Regions from separate parts of the Homo sapiens genome. Here region 2 is linked to region 1. The links are chromatin loops, found by intact Hi-C in ENCODE. Cell type or tissue: IMR-90. All regions are shown on one strand. Each heading gives the region's core, and the rest is flanking DNA. Links, peaks and the distances in the headings are about the cores only. Region 1 has its middle 18 kb from the start of ATP8B4. Region 2 overlaps ATP8B4 (ATPase phospholipid transporting 8B4 (putative)).

Region 1 (16,585 bases), core at 3,340-11,339:
CCTCTTTATTTTTTGTTCAATTTTGTTTTATCCTGATTTTTAAAACAAGTAAAAAGTAGTCAAAGCCAAAAAGTAAACTAAATATCAAGGTTCATTTTAACTCAGATTAGGATGTGGTACATATAGCTGGGATTGTAGAGGTAATACCATACCCCTGGTTAACTCAATAGATCTTGCAAAAAGTTCTATTTAATATCAGTCACTGCTTTTCATGGCTCAGCTAGGCTTTAAGAACGAAATATTTTCTACGATATTCAGTAGTGTAATATGATATGGAAGCAACTGCTTCCATAAGTGTAGAGGGCAGGAGTGATCTGATCAGCTGAGAGTAGTCCGTGACGGCTTCCAGGAGTAAGTGAACTTTGAAAAAGGTGCTGAAGGAAATCATAGATATGAGTTGATAGTTAGGGAAAGGTAGGCCCTGTGGATAGGAAGAAAGATGTAAAAAAAAAAACAAGGGTAATTGCAAATGATGTCATCTCATATTAGGTTATTCTTTCATGATGAAGTGAAGGAAAACATGCCTTAACTTTGTGATATAGTTTGGCTCTGTGTCCCTACCCAAATCTCATCTTGAATTGTAATCCTCATGTGTCAAGGGAGGGACTTGGTGGGAGGTAATGCCCCCATGCTGTTCTCAAGATAGTGAGTGAGTCTCATGTGATCTGATGGTTTTGTAAGTGTTTGACATTTTCCCTTTTTGCTCTTCTCTCCTGCTGCCACGTAAGATGTGCCTTGCTTCCTCTTTGCCTTCTGCCATGATTGTAAGTTTCCTGAGGCCTCCCCAGCCATGCGTAACTGTGAGTCAATCAAACCTCTTTTCTTTACAAATTACCCAGTCTCAGGTATTTCTTTACAGCAGTGTGAAAAATGGACTAATACACTGTGAATGCAAAAGTCTATCATGTTCAATATAATTATCTCAGAATGTTTTTCACGTCTCTTCCCCTCCTTTGCATTTCTACCACCATCATCATACTTTAGGCTTTTCATACTGGGAAATGGACTAAGGTTTCAACTTGGCATCCCTGCTTCCATTCTTCCCTCCTCTAAATCGATTTTCCACATTGTGGCCAGGATTGCCTTCCTAAGGCACAACCCTGACCTAGTATGTTTCCTTTGGTAAAACAAAGGGACCTGAATTGGCTCAGCTTCCAGGGCACCATGAAAACAGTCTATTGATAGGAAGTTGGTCTCAAAAAGCCCTTCCATTCTAATGTTTTATGATCCTTACATGTCATCCTTTCACTGAGATAGCATGTGTGGCTCCCATTTATCTACAGGTGAAGTTGATGTTCCCTTTTCAGACATGCAAGGCAGTCTACAACGTAGGCCTGTATTTTCTGGGTTTTCTCCCCCTCACTCATGATTAGTTCACTTTAGCCAAATCAGACAGAGGGCATATAACATGGTACCTTTAATCACGCTGTTCCATCTGTCAGGAATGCAGAATCATCCCTCCCTGTTTCCATTTGAAATGCTTCATAGAACACTTGTGATTTGCACAAAGCCACCCTTTACTACTGTGGCACCTAGCCTCTAAGTTGACCTCCAGAGATTCATGCTGCCTGGTACTCATGCACTGTGAAATGACCACACTGAATCACGGCTGACTCTGTATAGTCAATAACTGATGGAATATTGTGAAAGTAAAAATATGTTACTTCTGAGGTTAGCTTATCAAAAGCTTTGTAGTTTCTGCTTTAGTGTCTTGGATCACTCACTTTGAGGAGAGCCAGCTGCATGCTATGAGGACACTAAAGCAGCTTTATGGAGAGATCTACTTGGAGAGAAGCTGAGGTCTTTACTCAACAGTCAGCACCAATGTGCCCACCATGTGAGTGAGCCATTCAGAAAATGATTCCTCCAGCCCCAGTCAAGCCCCTGGGTGACTGCAGAATCAACTAGTATCTGACTGAAGGCAGCAAGCCAAAACTGCCCATCAACTTGCTCCTGAATTTCTGACCCACAGACACTATATTGTTGTTTTAAGCCACTAAGTGTTGGGGGTGATTTGTTACACAGCAATAGATAATACAACATCAAGCCTCTGATGGCACAGTTTTGGCAGCCAACTAGAATTACTTGCTCTTCAATTTCTATTTTTAGAAGAAAAGTTCTTGCCTTTAAGGGAAATGAGGGCTTTGATGAGGTTGATATCCTCAAAGGAAGGTCCTGGCATCTCCAGGTCTTCAGCTTCTCTCCTAAGCTAAGCATTTAATTCATTCTTAACTCCTTCCTATGCATTATACATAGTCAGAGCCTGAAACAGTTCGTTTCTTCTCAAAAGGGAGGATAGTAGAAACAGAGGCAGAGTAACAGTCAAGGCCATGGATGGTGGAAGCAGATGTGTGCGTAATTGAGTCTTGGCTTTGCCTCTCCCTCCCTGCATGCCTACTGACTTTGGAGGATTGCATGGGGGTATTGAATGTTAAGATCTATGCCATGCCCACACTTCAGTGCCTGGAAAGTATCCAGGACTCAGTAAATGCTATGATTTTTATTACTAAGATTCCCTGGACATCAGCCTCTTTTCATTACTACCTTAAACTAGAGCCATCTTTATCATTCCTCGTTGCTTTCTACCACCATTTCTTTGTACCACAGACTCTTCCACTGAGCTGCCAAGATGTTCTTCAAAATGAAATATAGCCGTGTTGTTTTCCTGCTTGAAAAACCTCTATTAAAATACAAAACAGATCCGTAGGGTTAAATCTAGGCTAGAGTTGCTTTGGGGAGGAGGAAGTGGATGGTGAGTGGGAAGGGGCGTGACAGGGTGGGCTTTTGAGGTGCTGACATGTTGTTTCTTGACCTTGATGGTGATTATACAGTTGGGTACCTTTCGTGATAACTCTGAGTTGTGTCCTGGATGCTCTGTGTGTTTTTCTGTATGTATATTATATTGCAATAAAAAGTCTATTCATAAAAAATGAACATAAAAACAAGTGAACATCACTGTTGGCTTCCTTGCCATCAGGGATAAAAGCTGCTTTCCTTCGGCATCCAGAGCTGCCCCATGGCTCCTGTTCGGGACCTACTTCTTCAGCATCATAACTCACTCCTGAGTCCCACACAACCAGTGTTTCTAGTTATATTTCTCAGCATTCCCTGAACACACCATGCAACTTCTCTGCCTTTGTACATTCTGTCCACTTCCTCTTTCCCTACCTCAGTTTTTACATTTTAGGAAAAACTCGTATTCGTCTTTCAAGAGCCCCTCAGACATGCCATATGTGAAGCCTTATGTGCCCTCCTCAAGCAGAGAAGTTGCTCCCTCCTCTGGCTTACCGCAACACCTCTCTCACAGTGCTGTGCAGACTTTCTGTGTTCAGGGAAATATGTTGTGTGTGCTGTCCAATATGGCAGCCACTGGAAACCCAGCTAGTGTGGTTGAGGAAAGGAATTCTTAATTTTATTTCACTTTTAAAAAATTTTAACTCTTTAAAACAACTTTATTGGGGTATAATTTACATGCCATAAAATTCACCCATTTTCTGTACTCTTATTTAATTTTAATAAATTTAAAATTAAATAGCCACATATGCACAGTGCGGCTCCTTCACAAGTTCTCACACAATGTGTGTATAAATCACCTGTTTACATATCTTCCTCTCATGGAAGATCGTGAGCTTTTTGAGGGGAAAGATTTTGTCCTTATCAGTCTCTTGGTGAGTGAAATGCCTGTTACTTAAGAGACGCTCAATAAGTATTATGAATGAATAATTGGATTGTATTTCTAAGAACCCTGCCCTGATTGCCTGTGAGGTCCTCTCAGCCCATTACTGAGAATTTCTACCCAAACTTTTTGCCTTACTCTTTCTCCAATAGGAATCAAAAACCATGGCCCAGGATCATGGTGATAAGGCCTTGGAGAGTCTGGAAACTTTCACCTCTAAGTTTGTTTTGTTTTGGTTTCCCTATTCTTGGTGGTATTAATCAGTTAGCATCACTTAAAAGGAAAAGAGCCCTTGAGCTTATCTGTAGGGGCAGCCAAACAGGAAGAGGAAAAGGAGGTCGCCGCTCTTTCTGTGGCTGGTCTTGGAAAGGGAATGTCCCAAGGGTTGGGGCAGATGGAGTCAGACTTAAGAAAAGGGGAAAGAGGAACAAGGAAGATGGGCCCTGGAGGCAGGTGCGGGTCAAGAGCATACCAGAGTCACAGATATTGGGGTGGGGATCTCTGACCAACAGCTCCTTCCATGATGGAGTTCTAGAAGGTACTAGTGGATTTTTCTCTTTCAAGGATAGTCTAATTGTCTTAGAGAGATCAGTATTTGTACATTCTCAGTTAGTGCTTCCCAAAGTTGCCTGCACATTACAATCACCTTAGGAGTTTTAAAAAAGAGTGGATTCCCCAGTCTCATCCCAGAACTACAGAATTCGAATCTCCAGGAGTGGGGCCTAAAAGTCCCTATGTTTTGAAAAGGTCTCCTGTTGATTCTCTTGCAATTTATTCAGGTGGATGTTTAGGAACCAGTGCTCTAAACATATAGTAAAAATCATATGTCAGTAGTTTTCCCCAGAGAAGCATGGTGTGTTATTCATTCTTTGTATATTTTGAATCCAGGAATTAGAACAAATGAAACTATGTTATGGTTTTAATACATGATAAATATTGATCTACTTTGGTAAATAACATTTACTGAGTAATGACATTTATGGCACTCTTAATCCTTCCTAAATGCTTTGTTATCTAAGTTTTCATAACTACTCTGGGAGGTAATCAATCAAAAAATATTTAATGAATTTCTAGTGTTGATCCAACCCAGTGCTGGGTAGACAGGGATATAATTATGGCTTACACATTACACATTAGGAAATGGATTGTAAGTGATTTAACTACATCCCAAGGCCAGTCTCGGAAGAGTCAGGAGTCTGGGCCTGGAGTGTTCAGCTTGGCTTATCACATTACTAGGCTTTGCTTCTTGGAAACTAGTGTTGTCATGGTTACCCTGGGGGAGCTCCTAGATATCAGTGATGGCTCAATGTACTCATCTTTCTTATTCTTTTATTTTCTTTCTTTAAAAACATTTTTTATTTCAATAGCTTTTGGGGTACAAGCATTTGTTTTTTTACATGGATAAATTATATACTGGTGAGTTTTGAGATTTCAGTGCACCTGTCACCCAAATAGTGCACACTGTACCCAATATGTAGTTTTTTAATCACTAGCTCCCCTTCCATCATTCCCCTTCTGAATCTCTAAAGTCCATCATACCACTCTGTATGCCTTTGTGTACTCATAGCTTACCTCCCATTTATTATAAGTGAGAACATATGGTATTCACACACCTATTGTGCTTATCCAGTTTTAATTTCTATCTGCCCATCAAGCAGAAAACATCTTGCTGTGCAGTTGGACTCAAGAGAAAATGTGATCTCTAACAAAAATAGTTTCTTTAGGATGTAGTGGTTCATGAAGTTACTTCCCCTAATATGCATATTCCAGGATAGTCAGTGAATTTTCTGAAAATAAAATTTGAAGTTTTGCAGGAAGATTGTTAACAGTGAGAACTACTTAATGCCTGAACTACTAGTCTGATCTATTACAGTCACTCTAAGGAGTATTGACTCATCCATCGAACGGACACATTTATTTATTTTTATTTTACTTTAAGTTCTGGGATACATGTGTAGAACATGCAGGTTTGTTGCATAGGTATACATGTGCCATGGTGGTTTACCGCACCTATCAACCCGTCATCTAGGTTTTAAGCTCTGCACGCATTGGGTATTTGTCCTAGTGCTATCCCTCCCCTTGCCCCCAACCCCCCGACAGGCCCTGGTGTATGATGTTCCCCTCCCTGTGTCCATGTATTCTCCTTTTTCAACTCCCACTTATGAGTGAGAACATGCGGTGTTTGGTTTTCTGTTCCTGTGTTAGTTTGCTGAGAATGATGGCTTCCGGCTTCATCCATGTCCCTGCAAAGGACATGAACTCATTCTTTTTATGGCTGCATGGTATTCTTTGGTGTATATGTGCCACATTTTCTTTATCCAGTCTGTCATTGATGGGCATTTGGGTTGGTTCCAAGTCTTTGCTAATGTGAATAGTGCTGCAATAAACATACGTGTGCATGTGTCTTTTTAGTACAATGATTTATAATCCTTTGGGTATATACCCAGCAATGGGATTGCTGGGTCAAATGTTATTTCTGGTTCTAGATCCTTCAGGAATCGCCACACTGTCTTCCACAATGGTTGAACTAATTTACACTCCCACCAATAGTGTAAAAGCATTGTTTTTTCCACAGCCTTGCCAGCATGAGAACAGACACATTTAATTACCTTATCTATTCACACAATTTCCCCTATACCGGCAATTAAGTCCTATCATGCTACTTTGACTTTGGAAATAAAAAGGATTTACAATGCAGACAGACTTCTTAGAAGGTGTAAGACTAGGAGAAAGTGGCGGTTGTATGGGTATAAGAGAACAATAAAGGGAGAAAAAGATAAGAAGTGACTGGGAAGTAATGTTTTTATTTTAAAAATTTCTAATTTCTAGTTTGAAATGAGGATATTTCCAGTCAGTGAAATTCAGTTGACTTTACAAGGTATGCTTCTTAGATAATAGTTCATCCTTGGCATTGTATAATTCCAGTATCTGCCACCAGGTGGGAGATGATGCCTATTAGGATATTAAGTTGTGGCAGTGGTGCCTTTTAGGGTGTTTAGGTGTGGGTAACCAATGACTGAGCAGATAATTTATTCAGGTATCTATCTATCTGTCTGTCTATCTATCTGTCTATCATCTGTCTATCTATCATCTGTCTGTCTATCTCTCTATCTATCTATCATCTCTCTGTCTGTCTGTCTGTCTATCATGGACTGCCTATCTATCTATCTATCTATCTATCTATCTATCTATCTATCTATCTACCTATCTATCTATCTATATATGTATCTATCTGGACCTGCAATGCTCTGTCCCTTGCTAATCATGTACACACACCTTTGACACACCTCAGATCATTTCCTTAGTGTAAATTCCTGGAAACAGAAGGATTGAGTCCCAAGGTAGACACATGCATGGGGTGTTTGATACACTGCAGTGCTGCCTTCTGGAAAGATTGCACCAATCTACCCTCTCACCACCAGGGTATGAGACAAGCTATCCCAATGTGGTTTACAGATTGCTGAAGGATGAAAATGTGATAGAATCTCTCATCCAGTGGCTAGAGCGATACTAAGATGAGCATTACGGTTGGCAGGTTGTGCTCACAGCTCACAATTACTAAAATATTGACAATTAAGTTGGTAAGTGAGAACTTTGATAAGGGAGTAGCTGAGCAGAGAATCTTGTCACTAGATGTGGTACAGTGAAAACATCCTTAAAGTAGCAGTCAGGAGACCTGGGTCCTGGAATTTAATAAATGTTAGCTTCCTTCCACTCCTCTCTGTGATGATCAGCTCATCTTCAAGATGACGACCCTCCCAGCTCTAACACTGTATATGTCTCTAAGGATCATGTGCGTCACTTCACAAGAAGAAGCATCGTGAGCATGATTAAGGAGGCAGAAACATCAGATGCCTCATGGTGCACAGTGACATGCAACAAGGCTAGTCTTGTGCCGTGGTTGTTTGTTATGCATTTCTTGGCAATTTGCATTGTTGCCCTCAGAGACAGTGATTCAGATCTTAGAGCACATTCACTCTGAGACACTTCCAATAACTGAAGCAAAATGCTGCTGGTAGTTAGTCAAGATGTTTAAATGTCATTCGGTGATTGATCGCTTGTGAGTCATGATGACGCACAGTGATGCTCAGCATGCAAAGGACACAGTGGCTCTCCTCAGTCAGGACTGCATGGAAAGATGTCTGATAACCTGCTAACCCTCTGAAGAGCCTTCCAGAATGTGCCGGCTAACATGGAGGATCTAGACAGCTTCTCTCAAAACATTCCTTTTCTAGAAGAATTTACTTTGATTGGTAAGAGCCAGGGATATTAGGTAACTCCACTTGGGTAACCCATTGGCTGGCTCATAATAGATCCTTGTTGGATGAATGGAATGTAAAGAGAGTGAATGAGATAGTATTTTTGGGAAGATTGACGTTAAATCAGTGCTAGCATGTTGCTTGATTCTGTGACTAATATATTTGAGAAGCCTCTTGCACAGTGCTTGATGCATTGTAGGACATCAATATGTCCAAAAGCTATGGGGATACAGAATTCAGAACCCAAATAAGAGAATCCTTACTGATGTTTCAGGGATTCATCCCTGAACTGAAGAAAAGAACTTTCATTTCTTTTGTCCAGTGTTTCAATTATAATAATAAAATCATATGTATGGAATACTTTTCATGTACTCAGCACATTATTTTATTGGATCCTCACAGCTTAATGAGGTAGTACCATTACTATCAACCCCATCTTACAGACGGGGTAACTGAGACACACAGGGTAACTTGTCTGGTGGTGTTCAGCTGCTGCGTGGCAGAGCTGGGCTTCACACAAAGGCCAGTCTGACTCCAGAGCCCCACGCTCACCATCAAGCAGTGTGGCCTCTTAAGACACACAAAGTTTGTCCTGTGTTCTCAGTACCACATCACAAAGGGTAAACCCCCCAAATGGGACATCTGTTCACTTTCAAAAAGAGAGAAGGGAGGAAGTGAACTAATTTCTACTTAGCAATTAAGCACTGCTCATTTAGCAAAGGAAACAATTAGGATACAATATCTTGATCATGGAAAAATCAAACAGTCTTTACAACCCAACATTTAAGCCACATTTGCCCCAGCCTGGCTTTATCCCTGTATGAGTGGTGAACTGACTGGCTTTTTAATTTTTCTCCTGGATGTTTTGACATTTTATAGATGCACACAATGCATTTGTGAAGTGCCCACAGTTTGAAGTTTCTGCATAGCCCTCCTGCCTTTAGTCCTTGCCATGATAAACATGCCCAGATAGCAACTTCACAGAAGGCTGTGAACTTTGAAGTCTTTGAAAAATCTAAAAATTATATGACAGTGTTGTATATGGAATCACTGGTGAGAGAAAGCCAACATCTCCCTGAGTGCCAGACACACGGCCCTCATAAATCCTGGGCTAAGAGCAGAGAGGGGTGGTCTTGTTTACTTAAACTCTGGGATGGAATGGGCATGCTTAACATCACAGTAATCGACTCAATCAGGGGATCCAAATGGAATTGCTGCTACTCGTGTGCATTTAAATGTCATGGTTATATCAATAGTTCGGAAGAGGAAAGTATCCACGCTCAAGGTTGGATTAAATAAAACAGCTTCACCTTTCATTGAAATGTACATGAAAGAATTATTAAACGTCAGAGGACCGTTCAGTTTAATTTTGGGGAGATATGAGTTTACCAGTGAGAATTTAGCATTCTTCTGTAGGCCCTTTGAAGCTACATGTGTGTTCCCTTAATTGGATAGAAAGTTTCCCCATTGGATATAAGAGGAGCCTAGGACATTTCTCTTTATGGTACTCTGCTTCAACGGCATAGGTATTTAGTTACAGTTTTATGTATGTCAGGTTTCAGTTATTATGACTGGTGAAAATATGTCCAGAAAGTAGACTCCAATTCCTTGTTTAGCGGAAAGCATTTGCTTATTGTGCCACCAGGTAAAGTCTCATTTGGAATTCTTGTGCTTGGATTTTTAATGAGTTTGTTCCCCATACTTAGTTTAGATTTACAGAATGTCTAGGGGCGTGGCCATATGTGCACATAAAAGGTCACATAAAGTGATCTCGGGCAGATATGACAGGTCAGATGCTCTGGGTATAGCTCAAGCAATTCCCGCAAGCCGCAATGATAATGATTCATGGAAATGGGGTTAAAATGAAAGGTTCTCTGAAGTGTGACACCGTCAAGTGATGGTGGAGTGGTTAAAGATTGAGAGCAATATGGAAAAACTATTCAGAATATTGTTGGAGGGAAAATCCAGATAATGAAATGTAGAGTACCTCCTTATCAACCTACAAGCTGAATTTGTCACACTAAATATTTAATGAAGAGAAAACTGAGAAAGTTTAGAGATGAATGATGTGTCACACTCATATCTCAAAAGGAGAAAAGATAGCTTTTAGATTTCAACCAGCTAAGGACTAAAGGACTGGGGACATAAAACCATTTAAATTTTCCTCTAAGATTAGATTTTGAGGCTCTAAGTTAAGGCTTGTTGTTCTAGACAACCCACTTGAACATTCAGAAAACCTGAAGAATCTTTTTAACAATGTTCAGGTTTTGTTTTACTGCTGTGAGAGTAAAAATAACTTCACCCTCACATCTGATGAGTCACAGAGTGACTGTTGAGCTTGAAATGTTCTCTACTTCTGCTTTGTGATGAGCTAGCTGAGCATTGGTATGCAGAACTCAAACAGATGGACCAGAATTTGTTCCACGTTCACTCTCCTTATTTTTGTCAATGCCACCAACATTCCCCTAGCCATTAGGGCAAAGAATGTGACATCATCTTTGACATTTTACCTCTTCCTTCCCCTTCTGTTGCCAAATGTTGTCAGTTCTATATTTGGAATATTTCTTGAATCTATACTTTGTTCTCCATTCTTGTTGACACTGCCTTAGGCTATTATTGTCATGTACTAGGATAATTGTAAGGGTCATAATCTAACCCTAACATATGTTTTTTCCCCTGATTTCCCGTTATCTCCTATGCACTCCACTTGCCAGATAGACTGAAGTACAGTATTTGATGTTCTTTGCAGATACTCTGTTTTCTGACTTCTCTGTCTTTGTTCCTGCTGTTCTTTCTACTTGAATGGCTTTCACTCCTTATTGTTGTATACAGGAATCACACCAATTTTCAAGGACTAGCTCAAGAGCTTTCTCTTCCCCAAAGTCTGCTCTGATCTTGACCCTCTTCTCACTTGCCTTTCTTTCCCATTGCAACTTTCTTTCCACCTTTATAAGAGCGCTGATCATTGCATAGTTTACTTGCCATAGTTATTTTTACATTATGTTTTATTTCTTCTGCTAAACTCCAACTTTTAATTTTTATTTATTTTTACTTTTGACAGTCTATTTTTCTTTTTTTCCATTTCCCTCTCACTGACAGTCTATCATTCTTACATATTAATTTATTTTTCCTTAGTTTTACTGAGGTATAATTTATGAATAAAAATTATCTATATTTAAGGTATACAATGTGATGATTTGATATACATATACATTGTGAAATAGTTACCATAATCAAGCTAATTAACATATCCAATCACCACACAGTTACCATTTTTTTATTTTAAATTTTTATTTTTTATAGAGGTGGGGTCTTGCTATGGTGCCCAGGCTGGTCTTAAGCTCCTGGCCTCAGCGATCCTCCTGCCTTGGCCTCCCAAAGTGTTGCGATTCCATGCATGAACCACCATACCTGGCTCATTATTTTGTGTGTGTGGAGAGAATGCTTAAGATTTACTCTCTTAGCAAATTCCAAGTATACAATGCAGTATTATTAACTATAATCATCATGTTGTATGTTAGATCTCCAAAACATATTCATCTTATGACTGAAAGTTCATAAATTTTGACCAACATCTCCCCATTTCTCTAACCCCAGCCCCTGGCAACTGCTTATTATGCTCTCTGCTTCTGTGAGTTTGACTTTCTTATTTTTAATTTATTTTTGTTTTTTATTTTTGATACAGGGTCTCACTCTGTCACCCAGGCTGGAATGCAGTGGCGTGATCATGGCTCACTGCAGCCTCCACCTCCCCAGACTCAGGTGATTCACCTGAGTAGCTACTCAGCCTCCTGAGTAGCTGGGACTACAGGCACATGCCACCACGCCTGGCTAGTTTTTTGTAATTTTTTTTTTGTAGAGATGAAGTTTCCCCATATTGCACAGGCTGGTCTCAAACTCCTGGGCTCAAGCAATCCTCCTGCCTTTGCTTCCCAAAGTGCTAGGATTATAGGTGTCGGCCACTATGCCCAGTGAGTTTGACTTTTTTAGATTTCACATGTAAGTGAGAATTATACAGTATTTATCTTTCTGTTTCTGGTCTATTTCACCTAGCATAATGTCTTCCAGGCTGATCTAGGTTGTCACAAATGGAAGGATTTTCTTCATTTTCATGGCTGAATAATATTCCATTGTATGTACAAAACTTCAAGTTTTTTAAAAATTATACTTTAAGTTCTGGAATACATGTGCAGAATGTGCAGGTTTGTTACATGAGTATACATGTGCCATTGGTGGTTTGCTGCACCTATCAACCCATCATCTACATTAGGTATTCTCCTAATGCTATCCCTCCCCTAGCCCACCACCCCTCAACAGGCCCTGGTGTGTGATGTTCCCCTCCCTGTGTCCATGTGTTCTCATTGTTCAACTCCCACTTTTGAATGAGAACATGTGGTGTTTGCTTTTCTGTTCCTGTGTTAGTTTGCTGAGAATGATGGCTTCCAGCTTCATCCATGTCCCTGCAAAGGACATGAACTCATCCTTTTTTGTGGCTGCATAGTATTCCATGGTGTACATGTGCCACATTTTCTTTATCCAGTCTGTCACTGATGGGCATTTGGGTTGGTTCCAAGTCTTTGCTAGTGTGAATAGTGCTGCAGTAAACATATCTGTGCCTGTGTCTTTATAGTAGAATGATTTATAATCCTTTGAGTATATACCCAGTAATGGGATTGCTGGGTCAAATGGTAATTCTGCTTCTAGATTCTTGAGGAATTGCCACACTGTCTTTCACAATGGTTGAACTAATTTACACTCCCACCAACAATTTAAAAGCGTTCCTATTTCTCCACATCCTCTGCAGGGTCTGTTGTTTCCTGACTTTTTAATGATCGCCATTCTAACTGGCATGAGATGGTGTCTTATTGTGGTTTTGAATTGCATTTCTGTAATGACCAGTGATGATGAGCCTTTTTTCATGTTTGTTGGTTGCATAAGTGTCTTCTTTTGAGAAGCGTCTGTTCATGTCCTTCACCCACTTTTTTATGGATCCATAAAAGAATCCATATCTAATTAATATTCATATTACCAATGCAAGCTTAGGATGGCTGTTCCTGTACTTTTTATTATGAAAGTCATGAAACAGAATACTAATTATTTAATAGTAATACAGCCTGTACTTAAATAAATATTGCCAATAACTTGTTTATTTTCAAGTTGGTTTCGGGGGTGCCAAACCACAGGCCAATTGTTGAATGACTATTATAGTGTGTGTGTGAGTACTATAATCAGGCATAGAAACAATGGCCTTTGGCATTACCTTTAAAAATAAGTGAAAGGACAAAATAAATCTAATAAGAATTTGGACTAATATAAATATAATCAGGTTAAATTTCCAGAACAAAACATTTTTGTTTCTAATGCTGAGTAACAGGTGCAAGAGCAGTAGCTGCGTGATTTTATAACCATTATTTTTAAAATATTTCTAATTACATGATAATATTAATTGAAATATAAATATTTTTAGTATTTTAGTATTAAAATATTTATATTTCAGTTAATATTAGTATAATATAATATTATATGAATATAATAATATATAAATATTGTTAGTATTATTCCAAAGATACTACTAAGAGTTTGAAGTATATCAATGCTTATATATTAGTGTTAAACATTTGATTATAAGATATTGAAATGTTACTCCCCTTTTTGCCTAATTGTGATGAACTAGAGCTTATATTTCTAGCATATAAATGAAGAATCAGACATATCTGGTTCCTTGGGGATGAAACATTCACACCAGCTCCTCTAGCGAATAAAAGGAGAATCATTATAGAGAGGCAGAGATAGTGGATTGGTTAGGCACATAGATTCTAGAACCAGACTGTCAGGTTCAAATTCCACTTCTGCCATTTTCTAGCTCTGCAGCTTTGTGAAAGTTCTTTAACCTCTCTGTTTCTCTGATTCTTTATCTGTAAAGGATAGAATTATTGTAATATGAAATGAATTACTATATATGAAGCACTTAGAACTATTAAGTACTGCATAGCTATTAGAAGTTCTTACCTATCATTATTGATGTGGTTAGGTTTTGTGTCCCCATCCAAATCTCATTTTTAATTGTAATCTTCATAATCCCCATAATCCCCATGTGTCAAGGAGAGATCAGGTGGAGGTAATTGAATCATGGGGGCAGTTTCCCCCATGCTGTTCTCGTGATAGTGAGTGAATTCTCATGAGATCTGATGGTTTTATAAGGGGCTCTTTCCCCTTCACTAGGCACTTCTCCTTCCTGCTGCCTTGTGAAGAAGGTGCCATGCTTTCCCTTCACCTTCTGCCATGATTGTAAGTTTCCTGAGAACTCCCCAGCCATGCTGAAACTGTGAGTCAATTACACCTCTTTTGTTTATAAATTACCCAGTCTTGGGTAGTTCTTTATATCAGTATGAAAATGGACTAATACAATTACTAACATAGAACGTTAGACTAAGGAGGGTTGCTTAGACATTGCAATCCAAGACTCTTATTTATTTTTATTTTTTTAATTTTTTTTGAGTCAGAGCCTTGCTCTGTCACCAGGCTGGAGTGCAGTGGCACCATCTCGACTCACTGCAGCCTCTGCCTCCTGGGTTCAAGCAATTCTCCTGCCTCAGCCTCCTGAGTAGCTGGGACTACAGGCGCCTGCCACCACGCCTGGCTAATTTTTTATATTTTTAGTAGAGACGGGGTTTCACCTTGTTAGCCAGGATGGTCTCGATCTCCTGACCTTGTGATCCGCTCGCCTCAGCCTCCCAAACTGCCGGGATTACAGGCATAAGCCACTGCACCCAGCCAAGACTCTTATTTTTTAGATGAAGAAACTGAGACCCCAAGAAGTTGAGTGACTTATATAAGAATACTCAGTTACTCACCAGAGCCTGGGTAATCTTATCACAGGAGTCCTGGGCTCTTACATTCTGTGCTAAGCCCAGTGCTACCAGTGGGAAATTGAGTTGCTACCCTCAGGTATTAGAGACCCAGACAAGTGGACAGGTGTGATTATAGCAAGGCAAGTGCCATGATGGGGAAAGGCAGCATATCATGGGAGCCCAGAGAAGCTCTGATTTCTTAAAATTCTCTGAAGAGGGTTCCTAGAGGAAGTGAGAATGCAGTTAAGACCTGAAAGATGTGGAAAATTTAGCCAGGTAAACAAGGCAGGGAAAGGGCATCTATGCAGGCTGTGAAAAGGCCTCAACATTCATATAGAGTAGAGAACCAAAGAAGTCTAGTCTGGCCAAGTGGTGGAGACCTCTAGATCTCTTTATAGCAAATGAAAATCTCCCTAGTACTCTACCATGTAATTTCTTTTCTTTTCTTTCTTTTTTTTTTTTTTTTTTTTTTTGAGTCAGAGTCTTGCTCTGTCACCAGGCTGGAGTGCAGTGGCACCATCTCGACTCACTGCAGCCTCCGCCTCCTGGGTTCAAGCGATTCTCCTGCCTCAGCTTCCCAAGTAGCTGGGACTACAGGCACGTGCCACCATGCTCAACTAATTTTTGTATTTTTAGTAGCGACGGGGTTTCACCATGTTGCCAAGGATGGTCTCGATCTCTTGACCTAGTCTACCACATAATTTCAATACTGGCCATTAATTAAAATCCCCTTTTGCATTTGTGCTGCATTGAATAGTGTGGCCCAAAATTCATGTCTACCTGGAATGTTGGAATGTGGCCTTACTTGGAAATGGAGTCTTTGCAGATGTTAAGATTGAGGTCATATTTGATTAGAATGGAGCCCAAATCTAATCATGTCCTGATAAGAGGGCCATATAAAGACATGAAGAAACAGAGAAGACGCACAAAGGGCATGCCATGTGTTGATAGAGGGAGAGTGTGGAGGGATGGGTCTACAAGCCAAAGAATGCCAAAGATTGTCAGCAAGTACCAGAAGCTGAAGAGAGGCATGGAACATATTCTCCCTCAGAACCTCCATAAGAAACCAGCTTTGCCAACACCTTGATTTTGGTCTTCCAGCCTCTAGAACTGTGAGAGAATCAGTTTCCCTTGTTTTAAGCCACCCAGCTTGTGGTACTTTGCTATTCCAGCCCTAGGAAACTAATACAGCGTTCTTGATATGAATTTGACTCCTCAAGATAACAAGAAAAAAAAACAGATTGCATTTAGTGATGGACATGAGGTAGCTGGGGTCACAATTTACTCACACTATTACCTATATGCCCTAAAAAATGTGGCTACTTAACTTTTATTTATTTATTTATTTTTTTGAGACGGAGTCTCGCTCTGTCACCCAGGCTGGAGTGCAATGACGCGATCTCAGCTCACTGCAACCTCCACCTCCCGGGTTCAAGTGATTCTTCTGCCTCAGCCTCCTGAGTAGCTGAGATTACAGGTGCGCACCACCAGGCCCAGCTAATTTTTGTATTTTTAGTAGAGACAGGGTTTCACCATGTTGGTCAGTCTGGTCTCGAACTCCTGACCTTGTGAGTTCTCGAACTCCGCCCACCTTGGCCTCCCAAAGTGCTGGGATTATAGGCATGAGCCACTGCGCCCAGCCTACTTAACTTTTTACAAAGGATCTGTCCTTTTTCACTAACTCACACACTCCAAAGGGTAAGTAGGGAAAAATAATCCCCAATAAACCTTCCACTGATCAATTTACCAACCACAGTCTTTTCCAGTTCAAATAAGCTTTTGATTATTTAGTCTTTTTT
Region 2 (16,585 bases), core at 4,904-12,903, 240 kb after region 1:
CATTGATTATCTGTCTAAATGATTTATTTAATGCTGAGAATGTACTGTTGAAGTCCCTCATTATTATTGTATTGGAGTCTACTTCTCCCTTTAGATCTAATGATATCTGCTTTATATATCTGGGTACTTCAGTGTTGGGTGAATATATATTTAGAATTGTAATATCCTCTTATTGTAATATCCTCTTACTGAACTGATCCCTTTATCATTATAAAATGATAATTTTGGCTCTTTTTACTATTTTTGGCTTAAAGTGTCTTGTATCTGATATAAGTATAGCTACTCCTGTTTGCTTTTGGTTTCTGTTTGTGAGGAATATCTTTTTCTATACCTTTACTTTCAGTCTATAGGTGTCTTTACAGGTTAAGGAGTTTCTTGTAGGCAGCATATAGATCACATTTTTATAGATCCAGATCCAGGCCATCTGGATCACATTTTTAAAAAACCCATTCCGCCATTCTGTATTTTTCAAGCGGAAAATTTAATTCATTTCCATTGAAAGTTGCTATTGATATGTGAGGTTTTGTTCCTGTCACATTGTTAATTGTTTTCTGGATGTTGTATATATCTTCTGTTCCTTTATTTCTTTTTTATTATATATTTTTGTGTCAGTAGTTTTCTTTAGTTGTAACTTTGAGTCCTTTCTCTTCCTCATTGGTGTGTTTGCTTTACCAGTGAGTTTTGCACTTTTATGTGTTGTTCTTAATAGTAGATATTGTCCTTTTGCTTCCAGGTTTAGGATTCCCTCAATTATTTTGTAGGGCTTTTCTAGTAGTGTTGAATTCCCTTAGTTTTTGCTTGTCTGGGAAAGACTTTATTTCCCCAAAGAGGGTAATTTTATTTCTCCACAATAAAGTAACTTTATTTAGAAATAAACTTATTTCTCCAAAAAGGATAACTTTGCTGGGTATAGTATTTCTTGACTTCCAGATACTGTCTTTCAGCACTTTGAATGTATTATCCTGTTATCTTCTGGCTTGTAAGGTTTTTACTGATAAGTCTACGGTAAGTCTGATGGAGACTCCTTTATAGGTGACTAGATGCTTTTCTCTTGCTATTTTTAGAATTTTATCATTGTCATTGACTTTAGACAGTTTGACTATAATGTATCACAGAGAAAACCTTTTTGCATTGTACCTGTTTGGGGATTGCTGGGCCTCCTGTATTTCAATGTCTAAATCTCTTGCTAGAGTTGGGAAGATTTTATCTATTATTTCATCAATAGGCTTTTGAATGCTTTTGTTCTCTCTTCACCTTTGGGAATGCTGATAATTCAGATATGTGGTTGCTTTATGTTGTCTCGCACGTTATGTAGGCTTTGTCTACTCTTGCTAATTCTTTTGTTTTACTTTTGTTTGGGTTATTTCAAGAGACCTGTCTTCTTCTGAAATTCTCTCTTCTTCTTGATCTAGTCTATTGTCAAAACTCTCAAATATATTTTTTTATTTCATTCAGTGAATTCTTCAGTTGCAGGATTTCTGTTTGGTTCTTCGTTATGATATCTACCTCTTTGGTAAATTTCTCAATCATATCCTGAATTGTTTTTTTCATTTCTTTGTATTGTTTATCTTTGTTCTCTTGTATCTCACTAAACTTCCTTAATATCATTATTTTGAATTATTTTTATGGGAATTTCATAAATTTCCTATTCATTGGAATCTGTTACTGGAGAATTATGGTGTTCCTTTGGAGTTGTATTTCCTAGCTTTTTCACGTTTCTTGTGTCCTTACGTTGCTATCTGCACATCTGGTATAACAGTCGCTTCTTCCAATTTTGTGGATTTACTTTCATAGGAGAGGACTTCCTCAATATGTATCTTGGTATTGGTTGGGTAGGGCACTTTGGCTTTGATTCTGGATGTGTGCAGTAGTATAGTCTCCATATAATTTATTTGGCTTTCTTTTTTTTTTTTTTTTTTTTTTTTGGTAAACAAAGCCAATGGTGTCTGTGACTTCCTCAGTGGCTTAGGGTGTGGTTGTTAATGGAGACTGTAGTGAAGTTTTATTGGGCATGGGGACAGCAGGTGGGACAGTCCTTGGGCCCCAGTGGGAGCAGTGGTAGGCTGAGCCTGCCTGTCTTTGGGTCCAAGGGTAGCACATTTGGCACTGGCATTAGTGTGTCCTGGTGGGATGATTCTTGGGCCACCAGGAGGCTTGCTCAGGTGACAGCAGTAGAAACAGTGGGCTGGACCTTGGGCCCCTGGGCTGCAGGCATGGCATAGGCAATGGCAGTAGCAGTGGTTGGACAACTCTCTGGCTCCCAAATAGCCTATGCTGGTGTTGGCAGTGGCTGTGACAGGCTGGTCAGGCCATTCCCCAGGTCCACGGGTGGTAAGTGCAGGTGGGTGCTAGCTGTGGTGGTAGTGGCAGGCTGGGTTAGTCTGTCTTCCAGTCTCTGGGAGGAGTGGTCATGATGGTGGATGGAGCCACGGCAGTGGATGGTGGATGGAGCAGGGTGATCCCCAGGCCCCTAGGTGGTATGCTCAAGTACTGGGGTGGGGGGTATGGAGTGCGGTCAAAGCCAGACTGGACAGACCTGTCTGTATGTTCCCCTTCTCCCCGCTGTCCAGTGGTATGTATGGGTGCTGGCTGTGGTGGCAGGGACAGGGTTATCCCAAGGCCTCTGGTGGAATGCTCAGGTGGGGGTGGCAGTAGCTGCACTCTGGCCGTGCTGGCTGCTGGGGTGAGTGGGATTGCTTTTAGTAGTAGCAGCCTTAGGCAGGTGGCTGGGAAGTGTGTGCTTTGGCTGTAGGTGGCAGCTATATGTAAGGTAGCCTATCCTTAGGGCATGTGGAAATGTGAGGAAGTCCTGTTGCTGGAAGGGTAGTGGGGTTGCTGTCAGCGTCTTGCACTTTGGCCATGGTGGCAGTGGTGGCAGTGGTGGTGGCTGCAGGTGGGGAATGTCAGTGGAGCTCCAGGAATGTGGAAAGCCAAGTACTGTTGGGCCCTCAGGCAGGATGCAGTCTGGTGGGGCTGGGCTCTCAAAATGACACTTTGCTGTCATTTTGTGGTATGTGGGACCCAGTGTGAGCTCCCTCTCTGGGGCAATGGCACTGCCTTGTCTTCAGGCAGCTCCCTATGTTAATTTCAGGGTCTGAAAGGGTTGAGAGGCTCTCCTATGGCTAGGAGTGGAGTCTGTGGTGAGATTGTGGACCACTGGGCATCCCTCACTTATACTTTCCCTACACAGGAGAGCCTTTCTGGGCTCCCAGCCAGACAGGATGCCTTGTTTCCCTCTTCTTCTTTTAGGTGTTTCCTGTCACTTCTCTCTTGAACTCCAATATTTTCTCTTAGATGACATATTTGAAGTATGATTATCTACTCTCTATCTTGGTGCTTCTTTGTGGAGGAGGCAACTGCCAGATGCCTTTAGTCGTACATCTTGAAGGACCACTCTCATTCAGAACTTGACTCTTGCTGAAGGAAGATAGATGCAAACAGATCTAGATTTTAATAAGCCTGTTGCTAAATGTTTTGAGACAGTGCCTGGAAGAGTATTGTAGGCAGTACACATGTATTACCTCATTTTGTTCTTAAGAAACTCAATCGTAGGCATTACTGTTTTCCCTGTTGGACATATGAGGAAGTCGAAGTATATAGAGGGTAAGTAACTTGCCCAAAGTAGTCCGTGGTTCAGGTGGGATGTGAATCTAGGCAGCTTGGTCCCAGAGGCTGTGCACTTGCCATGTGTTTCCCTAAACATACCTCAGATTTATTTTTATTCCCTTTAATAATTAACCTAAAAATATAGTTGTTAAGGTATCTTACTGCTTCACTTGAGTAAATGGTCAGACACCAGATTAGCAAGTAGAGTCAGCAGAAATTTCCAGGGGAAATAGCAGATGTAGGAGAAAGAGTATGGGCTTCATGTCAGCTGGATTCAAGTTGGAATCTCAGCTTCATGCTTAGGCTGAGTGGGAAACTTTTGATATGGGAATAACCTCTGTTTGCTTGGTTTCCTTATTTGTAAAATGGGGATACAAATATCTACTCTATATCTTATTTTATTTGGGGGATTAGATAAGAACTTAAAGCTTTATGACTGTTCCATGCGCATCTTTCTTGCCTTCCTCATTCCTTGTCTATTTCCTCCCTTCTCCCTTCCTTCATTCTTTCAGCCACTGATCCCAATCTTTCCACCAACAAGGACTACTTTTGTAACTATTTCCCCAATAAGGGCAGCAGGCCTGAAACAGTGGGGAAGGAAAGGGTAGAATAAAATAGACAGCTTTTTGGAGGTAGAATGAATAGGTCTTGTAATTTGATTGGATGTGAAGAGAAATAGTAGGAGGCTTTGTCACTGCTAGGTTTCACAGCCCAGAGTGTGCTCAGGCATGCAAGAATAGAAACTCATTAAATTTTCTAAAACTGAACTTGAACCTCTTTCTGTCTGAGGACAGAACAATTAAACTAGGCATTTTCAGTTAAATTTAGTTCAAGTCTGGGATGTACAATTGCCTCACCTGTTACTGTTCATCAGTGTCTACCCTGCTGGCATCCAGCACTTCCCACGTCTGTGTTCCTGTCTGGTCTCTGCTCTCTTAGGGTTGTTGTTGGCTTTCCCTCTTGGCTGACTTCCACACTCTGCTGGGGAACCATGGAAAGTGTGGCTGCTCTTCCTCACCTCTCTATGCCCAAGATGACTTGTGTTCTTATATGGCCACTTCAGTTTCTAAAATCCCTTTACTCTGCTGATTCCCCTAAATTTATCTGAGGATTCCATTAGCCACATGGTTCCTTCATCCACTACCAATCCAGGGGCGGGTCAGGACCCCGGCTTTTTTTAGCCATCACTTATCAGTTTCTAAACTCCTCAAAGTCCCCTTTCCCTAGGCTGGGATGGGAAATGAAGGAAAGTAATTTCTTCCTACTCTGCTCCTTTTGTCATCATTTTAATGCCTTGACTCATTTAAAGTTTATTCTTTTGATACTTAAAGAAATCCCCCCCTTCTTTTTCCAAAAGTCCAATTAGTGAAATTCCAGATTGCTGAAATTCAGACTAATGATGCTGCTATGAGTTTCAAAGCCCTATTTTGGTGCTCAAAAACAAAAGTTTCGTTGTATTTTTCTCCTTCTATATTTGGCTCTGCAGATCCTCCTGAAGCAAAGTATGTTTCTAGTTAAATGGAGAGGATCACTTGTGGTCCTAGTAGTAGTGGGAAAAGGAGCGATTGAGTTAATATCTCAAGATTTTATCCAACTACATTTGGTTGGCTAGATGACACAACTGTCATTACGTGGAAAGAATATGGAGAAATGTGAACTACTTGTATGCTGTTGTTGGGACTGTAAGTTGATAGAAACTCCCTAGAGGACAAACTAGCGATATGTTTCAAAATTACACATACGCATAGTTTTTACCCAGTGATTCTTCTAGAAATTTCCCTTAAGAAAATAAGTGAACAAATGTATGAATTTGTATAAAAAGGAATATTTATTGCTCTATTGATTTATGATAATAGAGATGAGAAATAGCTCAAATAACCAGCCATGAAGGATTTTGTTAAATGCTATGATATATACATGCAATGGAACACTCTTCAGTCATTCAAAGTGATTTTGTATTTTTCGACATTGGAAAATGCCCATGATATTTTTGTTAAATGATAAATGAGACTACAAAACATCATGCGTAATGTGATCTCTCTTTTTGCAAAAAAGTGTGTGTGCATGTGTGTGTGTGTGTGTATATATATGTAGGTACATATATGTATAAAACACTATACATCTACCCACCTCCTTACCTCCTTGCCTATCAAGATCTGGAGGATATAAACAGTGGTTCTCTCTGGGTGATAGAATTATGGATCATGTTTACTTCCTTCTTTATGGCTGTTTGTATTATCTGATGTTGTAATAGTGTTTGTGTAATGCTTTTACAATTAGAAAAAAGCTAAAAAAATTATCTTTTTTAATGAGAAGAAAAAATATTCAAAAGAAAAAAAATAAAGAATTTCCAGCTAGACTCAATATTTCAGGAGCCTTGGGGCCACCTTGCTCAGCTGACTGGAAAATAATGTTATTTCTACTCAGACTTGTAGGTAACCCCATTCTTAGAGTATAAGACAGAGAGGCAACATATGATAGAAAATTCTATGTAAGAGAAATCATTATAGTTATAGTGTGCATTTTCTTAATACTAGGACTGAGGGTAAAATGGCATCCAAAAAAGCTATTGCTCAAAGTTGTTCTCTATACTCCTAATCTCAGCTACTTATATCTAAGCCTACAGCTTTGGGATGAAATATTGAAATCATAAATTTGCACCATCTCTTTTTCTTGTGTTATGCTTTTGAGTTCAGTGGGAGTTCATTTAAAAAGAAAGTGTAACCAAAGAACAGGATCTGAACAATAGTAGCTATTGAAAAGAAATGACCAAAATGCTTATATTTAAACCTGTCAAATGTGCTTAGATTATTTCATAAACATGGATATATAATTTTTATACATATCATACATACGGCTTGTTTCAAATTTAGTGTCGTGAAACCATTTTAGACACTTTGAGTCCTGGGTTAATTTTGCTGCTGTAGCTGCCTTATTATTAAAGGCATGCCTAGAAAGCTACAGTTAAACCCTGCTATGGTTTCTCAGAAAATTACTACATTGAATACATTTCACCAATTCATATGTCTTCTGCTGAAAGGAAAACAGACTGAGAATTTAATTTTGATTGATCTGAGAGGAAAACTCATTCCGTATTTCATTTTTGTAGCATTGATCACGTGTTTTGTTATTAGAAAAACTCATGTTCTTTAACTAAATCATAAAGTGACTCCACTGCTTCTAAGAAGTATCCCAGTGATATAACTAGGAATTGATATTTCTTCTTTAATCAGCAAAATATGCATCAGTATTTTTTGAACATCTACTTGGTGGAAAATTATTTATTTGAATGTGCAGGGTTCTCAAATGCAAATGGCTTCAGGAACAGGCATATAGCATTAATCATGTGATCTGGGCTATCTATTATACATCAGGGAGTGATGGGGCCTTTGGTGAGTGGGAACATCATGTTGGCCATAAAGCCATAGAGATTCTTTAAGACACTGTGCAGGCCAAACAAAATGCATTTTGGTCCTAATTCCTAACCCCTAGTCACCCAGGAAAAATGTTTTAGTACATTAAATTTCTCTCATGAATCATAAAATTTTAGAGCACTTACTTAGGTAATCTTGTAGATCTTCTGGCACACACTGGTGCAGCAGCCCAAGTTTTCATGATCTATTTTGACTGCTTGGGGCACTAGCCAAACTGACTGGCTGGTCCCATTTCATGAACTCTAATAATGAAACTGGTTCAGTGGTTGAACATCTTAAAGGTCTCTCAGGTAGGGTAGTAAGGAATGGAACTGGGAATTCAAATCAAAATTTCATGTACTTTCTCCCTTTCTCTACTGTTGGCAGGGTAGTGCTGTCCCTTAAAACTGTCCCTCCAGCACTGTGTCTTAGTCCAACCTAGAGGCAGTCTGTGGCTGACTCTATGTGTAAACCAGCTTGGTGCAGTAGACCAAGAACTGTGAATATGAAGACGTAGGTTCCAGCCATGGATCTGTCGCTGGCTAATCAAGTGGCTAGAGGTCAGATAACTCAACTGTGGAAACAAACATAAGATGTCAGAGGCAGTCTGAACCCAGGTTTCCAGGTTCCAAGCTCAAAGCTCCAGCTTTCATATCAAAGTCCAGATTTTCTTCTTTTAAACAGGATGTCATGGTTTCAATCCATTTCCAACAGATCGATTTTTTTTTTTTTTTGAGACGGAGTTTTGCTCTTGTTGCCCAGGCTGGAGTGCAATGGCGCCATCTTGGCTCACTGCAACCTCCGCCTCCCAGGTTCAAGTGATTCTCCTGCCTCAGCCTCCCGAGTAGCTAGGATTACAGGCATGTGCCACCAAGCCTAGCTAATTTTGTATTTTTGGTAGAGATGGGGGTTTCTCTATGTTGTTCAGGCTGGTCTTGAACTCCTGACCTCAGGTGATCTGCCCGCCTCAGCCTCCCCAAATGCTGGGATTACAGGCATGAACCACTGTGCCTGGCCACAACAGATCAATTTAACCTTTCAATATAGAGTGCCTTAAGAGGACTGACTAAACGACTCTTTTTTCCAACCATCCTCTTTTCTTCTTTATAGGTTGTATGCAAGCCAGTATGTGCCTAACTATGCTTTGCTGTGCTTGTAGTGACATGGGGCTGTGAATGCCACAGTTGCCTCAACTGTTAATGCGATTCTGCATGCCAAGAATTGTAATAAACTGCCCTTCATTACGCAGCTTGGAAAAAACAGGCACTCTTTTGTTTTAGCATTTGTTATTTGTATTATGTGGTTAAGCATTGTGTGTACGCTTCAAAAATGTATAGCTCATAGTCATTGAAGGGAGTTATGTGTAGCTTTTTCCCTTCCTAATAAATCGTTTTTGTGAGAACCAGCTGGTGTTTGAAGAGCTAAATTCCAGGAAGAAAAAGAAATGACAGCTACAGAGCGTGGGCAAAGGTCTAAAAATATGAAAGCCCAATCTGGCCAAGAGACGTTGGCCTGTACAGAGAAAGTGCAGTGACAATTTCAGCAGAGCCAGAAAAACTGTCCCTTTTCTGCCTGGAAAAGGGTTCATGTGAGATGTTAGGAAGACAGTTTAAGGAGAAAAAAATCCTAAGTAAATAGAATTTCAGCCAATACTTTCATGAACTTCACCCTTCTTTGGAATGTTTTTACTCTCTAAGGGGAAAACAGATTGAGTCATTTATACAGCGAGTGAGAACTTTACTCAAAAGGAGTACTCAGGAGATGTTTTCCCTGTGGTGCTTTCTGAAGTCACAATTTATGAGCTCTGCAACATTGTCAGAGAAATGTTCATTTCCAAGGAACTTGTCTCCCTTGCTTTCTTTATTATTTGGCACTGTACATTTTCATGACTGTGAGGAGGATTCCCTGACATAGTTATCTGATGGGAAAGTCTGATCCTCTCACTTACAACAATGATTTTTCATGTCTGTTCTACTTCCCTCTCCCCTTTGTAACTCCCTAAATTTCACACATAGCACTCTGACTTTATACATCTTTTTCTTTGATTCTGCAAACTGATTGTTAAATGTGTGATATGATTCTTGGAACCATGTGACCTCTGGGTTCCTAAATGCAGATGTGATTTTGGTCTTGGACAGCAGAAGGAGATATTGAGCTAGAAGTTAATGTATCTTTTTGTATCATTTTTATTTTTAAACTTAGTATGTAAACAATTGGTGTTACATTTTCAAATAATTAGACAGCTGAGGGCTAAAACAGTTGTTTTGGTAAGTGGACATTCTCTTCTTTCAGAGGAGCCTCAGCATAAAACCATTTTAATAAATATTTTCTACACAGGATGAGTAATTTCATTTCGCCAAAAGACACAATATTCACTTTCTGGTCTTCTCTCACTCTCCATGTTCTCCTGAGTGCTCATTTTGTAAATGCCAGTTATGACCCATGCTGGATAGTTCTCTGGTCGTGGTTGAAGCTTCTGTAGGTTTGTCAGCTTGCCTTATGTTACTTCAAAGCCTGCACTCAACTGTTCTTGAAGAGGAATTTCCCTTCCTTTAAGGGCATCATCTTTCCATTTTGGAGAGAACAGTAGAATGCCACTTCTAAGTGTGCTATGTCACCATACAATCTTCCTCTTAGATGGCAGAGATGCATGGGATGTGAGCAGGATTGCTTTATAGCTACTGCTAATTAGATCTAGAGCATTTGGAGGGCGTTTCCATTTGGAACAACCCTCTATATTTTGGTGTCTAGTTTTTTTCCTAGAAGATTTATTCTATTTTTTAAGCTGAATACAATTTTTGCTTAAAATGTTCTATCCTATTATAATGGCTATGCCAATTCAGTAAGTACCATCATTTTTCTTCTTGTTAAATTTTTTTTAAAAAATATGTTTCTCAGAGGACTATTTTAAGCTGGATCGTATTACATTGTACCTCAAATTGATGAATTTATTTTATATATAGATGTCCTGGAATTCCTAGAAGATTTCATCAATTGTCTTTAGTCTTGTGCTTTCCATTATTTAACAGCATGCCTGCCAGATAGTGGTTCTTAAGCCCTTGAAGCTCAGACAGTCTTAAGTACCAAATCTATCAAGATCCCCTAGTTCAAACACAGCTCAAGATGGTGATTTAGCTTTTAGGTCATTTTAAACATTCAAGATATTGTATTTTCATTATGTTTACTCTCCTACATCCTGGAATTTGGAAATTTGCTAAGATATTCCCATCACAAAGAATTATCCAGCTTGCTTACTGAAACTGGGTCTTATGCCATATTCTCTCTGAATAGTGGTGAAATAAATTTACCTCTAGGCAAGTTTCTTGTTAGAATTAGTAGGCATGCTCTGTATGCTTTGTTATGTTTCACTTTTCACCCTCTCCTTTAAGGAAAGCAAAACAAAATTTGTTTGGACAAAACAGAAATTTTTCCAATGGCCATGTAGTTTGTGAAAAAAAGCAGCAGCTGGAGTTGGATTCTATTGTAGAAGAAACCATAACAGGAGATTATGCCTTAATCATAAATGGCCACAGTTTGGTGAGTTTGCCTAAGGTTTTTGTCCTTTCTTTTTCTTCACTGCAATAATCATCTCTTTTGTGCTATCATAATGAGACCTCCTTTGTCTTTTCCAGACAAATGTCACTACTAGATACAGGGCATATGCGATGATTTCCTGTTTGCAAAGGGAAAGGAAACTTCTAATATATATCTCATACATTATTATTTGGATCACCACAGTAAAGGGGAGGCTCCAAAGAAATGCTAAATTCACAGAATATCAATCTTGTCTAAATGACTATAGACCACTTAGCAGTATTATTTAAGTGCCTTTCTAGAGGGGAGTGTTACGGCTCACTGTTACTTAATTAAAATAATGCAACTGGGTGGATGTATTATAATTATTGCTCTTACTAATGTTTGTGATTTGTGGAGCACAACCTGACCTTCATGTAATTACTATACGAAATTATTGCCATTAAGATACCTCTAGTGGTTTTTCTAAATAGCAGCATTTTACAGCAATGCCAAACAATTTGCTTTGATTAGGAAATCTGGTTCTTGTCCTAATAGAATGAACTTGCATTGTACTTTTAATGTAGTTCAGATTCTGAATCTTGAACAAACATGAAAATACTCTTCTGAGTTTCTAATTTAAAATACAAAAGCTCCAATTACGCTCCAGTGAAATTATAATTTATATGCACAAGGAATTAATCTCACATCTTTCTCTGGCTTTGATGATCATTTTTCACTTTAGGGTTTGGACAATAAATGTATCTTCTTGTAGACAGTTTCTTAGAGGACAAAAGAAGTTGGGTATGAGGATATTGTGTTTTCTCCCTTGCGATCAGCTGTCTGTTGTTAGCTCTTAGTGCTTAGAGCATTATCCAGCTGGATTCCAGACATAATGATGTGTTGCCTTCTACACCATGGAAAGTTACAGAGCTCAGCTGCAGGCCAAACTCAGTTGAAAGTTTGTCCACATGACACAAAATTCCTTTATGCACAGAAGAACAGTAACTGAAAATTACGACTGTCATCTGGGTCTTAAAGCTGGTGGCCCCCAAGCTGAATTCCCCAGAGACCACAATATGGAAAGGGAATCTTATGAGTTATACTTTGACTTTCTCTCAGGCTCAAAGAATCCAATGTGTGGTGACATTAAGAGTACTCAGGTGATAATTTATACCATTCTCTCTCTCTGTCTCTAAGTGCATTGAAAGAAGGAGGTAAGATAGATGCTCTTCAAGAACACCATCATATTCAAAGCCTGAAACTCATGGAACCATGAAATGCCATTTTTAATTTAAGGAGACTTGACTATGTTTTTGCTAGTATGGTCAGAAAGCTTTTTCTTTCTTTCTTTTTTTTTTAATCATGATTCTAATTTGCTCAAATCCTGATGCTTTGCAGAATGTAATTTGGCCTTTGTTTTTTCTCAGAGTCTTAGCATAGTTTTTCACTTGCTGATAATAAAAAAGAGAGAGAGAGAGAAAGAGACCATTCTAGGCAAGACAGACAATTATCTGTTTTCTCTTTCAGAAAGAGTGGTAATATTTGAAAATGCCAACTCACAATTTCACCTAGGAATTATAGGTTTGAACATGAGAATTTTCTGTACTGAGTTATGTTTTTATATTCATTTACCCATCCAGCCATTCATCCATTGACATTTTTATTAAGCGTGCCCCGGTCACAGTGCTAAAGTCTGAGGATAAGACTGTGAATAGAACATGGCTCTCGTTTTAGGGATTGCTGTCTAGTGGGTGAGATAATCACACAGTGGTATGACAAATACTGTAAAAGAGGAATGAACACAATGCTTTGAGAGCACAGAGGGAGACAAATTTACTTCTTTGTGGGAGAATCAGGGAAGACTTCCTGGAGAGAGTGATATTTTCAAGTAGAGGTAATGGCAAGTACAAAGGCACAGAGGCAAGAAAGAGCCCATTCAATCATGAGGAACAAGCAATTTGGCATGATGGGAAAAAAAGTGTAGACTTAAAAGTGGTGATAGAAGATGAAACTCAAAAGGAATGCAGGGGCCAGATTGATATGGGCTGTGAATGTCTTGCTAAAGATTCACTCAAAGATACTGATGACTCAAAGTGTAAGTGGATTTGTTTCCTCTTAATGTGTTTATTAAATAATTTACAGTAAAACATTTTCTAGGAAAAAAAAATTGCACAGTTAATTGGAAGGGATTGTGCTATCTTTTTTAGTGATTTCTTGGTATAGCTAAAGGCTCTTATGCATTTGGATAGGAGCAAGATTAGAAATGGTTGAGGAACCCTGTCTGTGACGCAGCTTGCGTGCCCCCCTTTTGCACAGGCCTCTCTGGGTTTCAGTCACTATGTTCTTCAAGGGACAATCCCCAGATCATCTGCTTTTCATTTTGCCTGCACATTAACAATCACAACAAACTAAATATACAAAACAACAGTGCAAAGAAACAAAAAGCCCATCAGATAGAATAAACAAAACATCATCATTTGTAGTTCATTCTAAACTTGGTGAGCTGGTAGATAGGTTCTGTCTTTTGTTTTCATCAATTTTAATGGTTTCTAGAACTTCTCCAGCATTTAACTCTCTCTCTCCAGTGCAGCATGATATCAAGGAAGACATATAAATGGCAGTTTTGTTTATTTTTATTTTAAAATTCCTTAGTAGTATTTTAAAATTTGCTTAGGAGTTCAATACTCATTTCTTTGGTTCTTGTTGCTTGTGTGATTCTGAATCAACAATGACTTTTTGGAGTGAATGAAATGGTTTAGCAAACAAATGAAATGGTTTTAGCAAACAAAACATTTGTCTTGTTTCTCAACCCTCATTTATTGTTTCCTGTTCTTGTTTGAATTTTATTTTTAATCATACAGGCTCATGCCCTAGAAAGTGATGTCAAGAATGATCTCCTAGAACTTGCTTGCATGTGTAAGACTGTAATTTGCTGCAGGGTCACTCCACTCCAGAAAGCCCAAGTGGTAGAGCTGGTGAAGAAGTACAGAAATGCTGTTACTTTGGCCATTGGTGATGGAGCCAATGATGTCAGCATGATTAAAAGTAAGAGGATATTTGCTCAATGGGGTATGCTGCATACATGGGGTCCTCAGTTTCAGCATTTGGCAATATATAATCACTAGATTGCATTAAAATTTAATTTTGCCAGTGATTCTAAAATGAATGATACTTCTGGGTCCAATGCTACCACCATTATTAGTATTCGTAACAAAATTTCTTTGTCTTTAAATAAACCATTTGTGTATTTTTAGGCTAGAAAAAGACGTCGTTCACCTTTTACTATTTGAGGAAGTAAGTAGCTACGGTGTAGAGGAAAGAACACCAGACCCACATTTGTAACATGTGACTTTAACCCCATCTTTGCCACTTACAAATTGTAAAAACTTCTGTAAGTCACTGAACTTTTCTGAGGCTGATTTTCTCTTTTGTAAAACTAAGAGAAATATCTATCATAAGTGTTTCATCAGATAATATATGTGAAAAATTATAATTGCAATGGCTGTAAGTTTTCCGTAAATAAAAGAGGAATGACAAGTTTCCAAAAGAGATCGTGGCTTTGTTTTGGGAGTGACAGTGTTCCTCTTTCCTTTGTAGGTGCTCACATTGGTGTTGGCATCAGCGGCCAGGAAGGATTGCAAGCAGTCTTAGCCAGCGACTATTCATTTGCACAGTTTAGATATCTCCAAAGGCTTCTCCTTGTTCATGGAAGGTGGTCTTATTTCCGAATGTGCAAATTCTTATGCTATTTCTTCTATAAGAATTTTGCATTTACACTTGTGCATTTCTGGTTTGGTTTCTTCTGTGGTTTCTCAGCCCAGGTTGGTAAAAGCATGTTTTTTTTTGTTTGTTTGTTTGTTTGTTTTTGTATGATATTACAAATGACTCTTCTTCATAGCTCTTTACTAATAAATTCAGAGCATTTTTTAATGGCTGATTCAAGTAATAGTATTACAATTATGTAATTGATAGTTGACTTGAGCTTTGTACCCAAGAAGAATATGTATCTAGCTGGAATTTTATTTATTTATTTTCTTATTTAGATAGTCAACCAGTGAGTACTCCTTCCATGCATACTTTAGTTTTTGTTGAAATGTTTTTGGTATGATGACAGGTAAGCTTGTTGTAGAGTTTTAATTTAGAACAGAAGTCTGCAAATCACTAATAAGAAATGTTGAGGTATCTTTACTGGGAAGATGGTTTCTTATCCAACACACTAAATGTATCTGGACTGATTGGTACTCTGACATCAAAGCTGTTTAGACAGCAATTCATCAGCTAAAAGTTGATCTATAGATAATGCTGGTAGGAAGAAAGAAAATTAGCAAATGTATAAATTAGGATTCTATTTTTATATCGCTTCTTATACATTAAAGGATAGTTATTTAACCACACATCTTCAATATCAGAAAAGTTTTGACCCAATGAATCAACTGTAAAATGTAATGTCTATATCATTTAAATATACTTATAAATTTAAAAAATTTGTTACCAAAAACTTAAATGTAGATATGGCATTGACATTTTGAACAACAATACAAGAAAAAGATTGTCCTTGAAAAGGAAATGGTAACCATAACACTCAGAGATTTATTCAATTGTTCTTCCCTTCTTTGGGTTTAATCAATGACATGGATTCAACGATATGCATGAAGGTGATTTTTAAAAAATCATTTTATTCAAAAAGACTGAGGATAAATGAAATCTTGGCATCTTCTTCTTACATGTGCTAAGGGAGATTAGTGAATTCCTTTTTACAATGAAAATACATTTTCAACATTTTTTCCTTCTTCTGGGAAGTTAAGATTTCTTAAAGTGAGGCATACCTGTTCCCATTCCTAATTTTCTCTTTTTAGGATAACATGCCCTAAACTAAGAGTAGATTATGTTGATATTTTTGCCTTTTTTTTGTTAATCTCTTGACAGTTGAAGTAAAGCAGAGTCTTGATTTTAGCTACTCAGAAGTAGAAGTTATCTTAGTGCTACTTCAGAGTAGGCGTGGGGCTGGGGTTATTTGCATGCTCATAATTCCTCCTTTGTCCAACAAAGACAAGCATTGGAATGTGGCCTGTGGCTTCCTAGTCTGTTGATTTTCCTTCCACATAAGAACAAAGCAAGACCATCTGCTAACGGGTGTTTCTAAGAGATCTAATTTTCATATTCCAAAGGCTTAAGGCTGAAGAATCTCAAGACTATGAAGGGACAAACCCCATTTAAAAACTCTTAGAACACAGAAGAGTAGTCAGTGATTTGTATTTGCAGACGCACAAAGCTTGAATAGGCAACTGTTCCACTAAGTTGTCTGTTAAAACTGTGAAGTTGAAACTAACGTTCAATGACTTCTAACCTCTACATTTAGGTCATTTTCTGGGTTCTGATAAAAATCGGTCAGAGCCAGATATTAAGCAACTAGAATTTTTATTCTTTCACTGGTATTTGCATTTTAAAAGAGAACAACAAGGGAGAACAATAATTGCCCCAAAGACATGAGCAGCTTGATGGTTGAACCCAGCTGTAAGGCACACCACCTGTCTGTGATTAGGTTTCTGAAATGTTTGATTTAACTAACATGTTTCTTTTCTGTGTCCCTTCCTTTCCCTTTTGTTTTTTTACACTGAAATCTCTAGTTAATTGCACAATCTTCATTTTGAATCTATTGTTAGTCCCAGTTGACCATCTGTGTTCTTTCTTAAGCCAGTGAATTGGGTTGGACCAGTGGTTCTCAAGCTTTAGCGTGCATAGGAATCACCTGGAGGGCTGGTTAAAGCACTGCCCACTGGGCTCTAGCCCCTAGAACTGTACTTTGAGAACCACTGGGCTAGAAAACCTAGAAGAGTATCCCAAGTTCTGCTTCCTTGAACCCAGACCAGAGTAAAGTCCAATCTGCTGACTTTTTGTTTTGTCAACAACATTAGACCGTATTCATCTTTTCTAAAGCAGAGGGGCCAGTTAAGCCAACAGCTGATCTCCCCCAGTTGAATTTTTCCAGAGGATTTAAAATCCTTTCAGCCCTCTTGTCAGACCACTGTCCCTGAGGCATATTTTACCTG

What was found. Hi-C counts contacts between places; a loop is a spot of excess contacts. Peaks named below come from ENCODE experiments on the same cell type or tissue, not always from the same donor. Only the 100,000 strongest peaks of a DNase experiment are listed, where the experiment ranks them.
Region 2: a loop joins it to region 1, with 4 times the contacts of the local background. A loop is called at or near these places in 7 of 110 quality-filtered maps.

Annotation. Positions count from the first base shown.
Region 1 is chr15:50,128,621-50,145,205 of GRCh38, reverse strand. It overlaps a transcript of ATP8B4 not described here. Among named protein-coding and RNA genes, the nearest start is that of ATP8B4, 18 kb to the right of the region's middle. RefSeq lists an enhancer at 7,449-7,955. In IMR-90, for the core only: CTCF peaks have their summits at 6,614 and 7,118; DNase peaks (open chromatin) are centred at 7,655 and 10,275; H3K27ac peaks cover 3,186 bases.
Region 2 is chr15:49,895,063-49,911,647 of GRCh38, reverse strand. It overlaps ATP8B4 (ATPase phospholipid transporting 8B4 (putative)), which reads left to right. Exons shown (of 28, transcript NM_024837.4): 21 at 10,409-10,556; 22 at 13,397-13,580; 23 at 14,133-14,356. Among named protein-coding and RNA genes, the nearest start is that of ATP8B4, 220 kb to the left of the region's middle. RefSeq lists an enhancer at 1,972-2,472. In IMR-90, for the core only: a CTCF peak has its summit at 9,140; DNase peaks (open chromatin) are centred at 8,727 and 9,137; H3K27ac peaks cover 4,468 bases.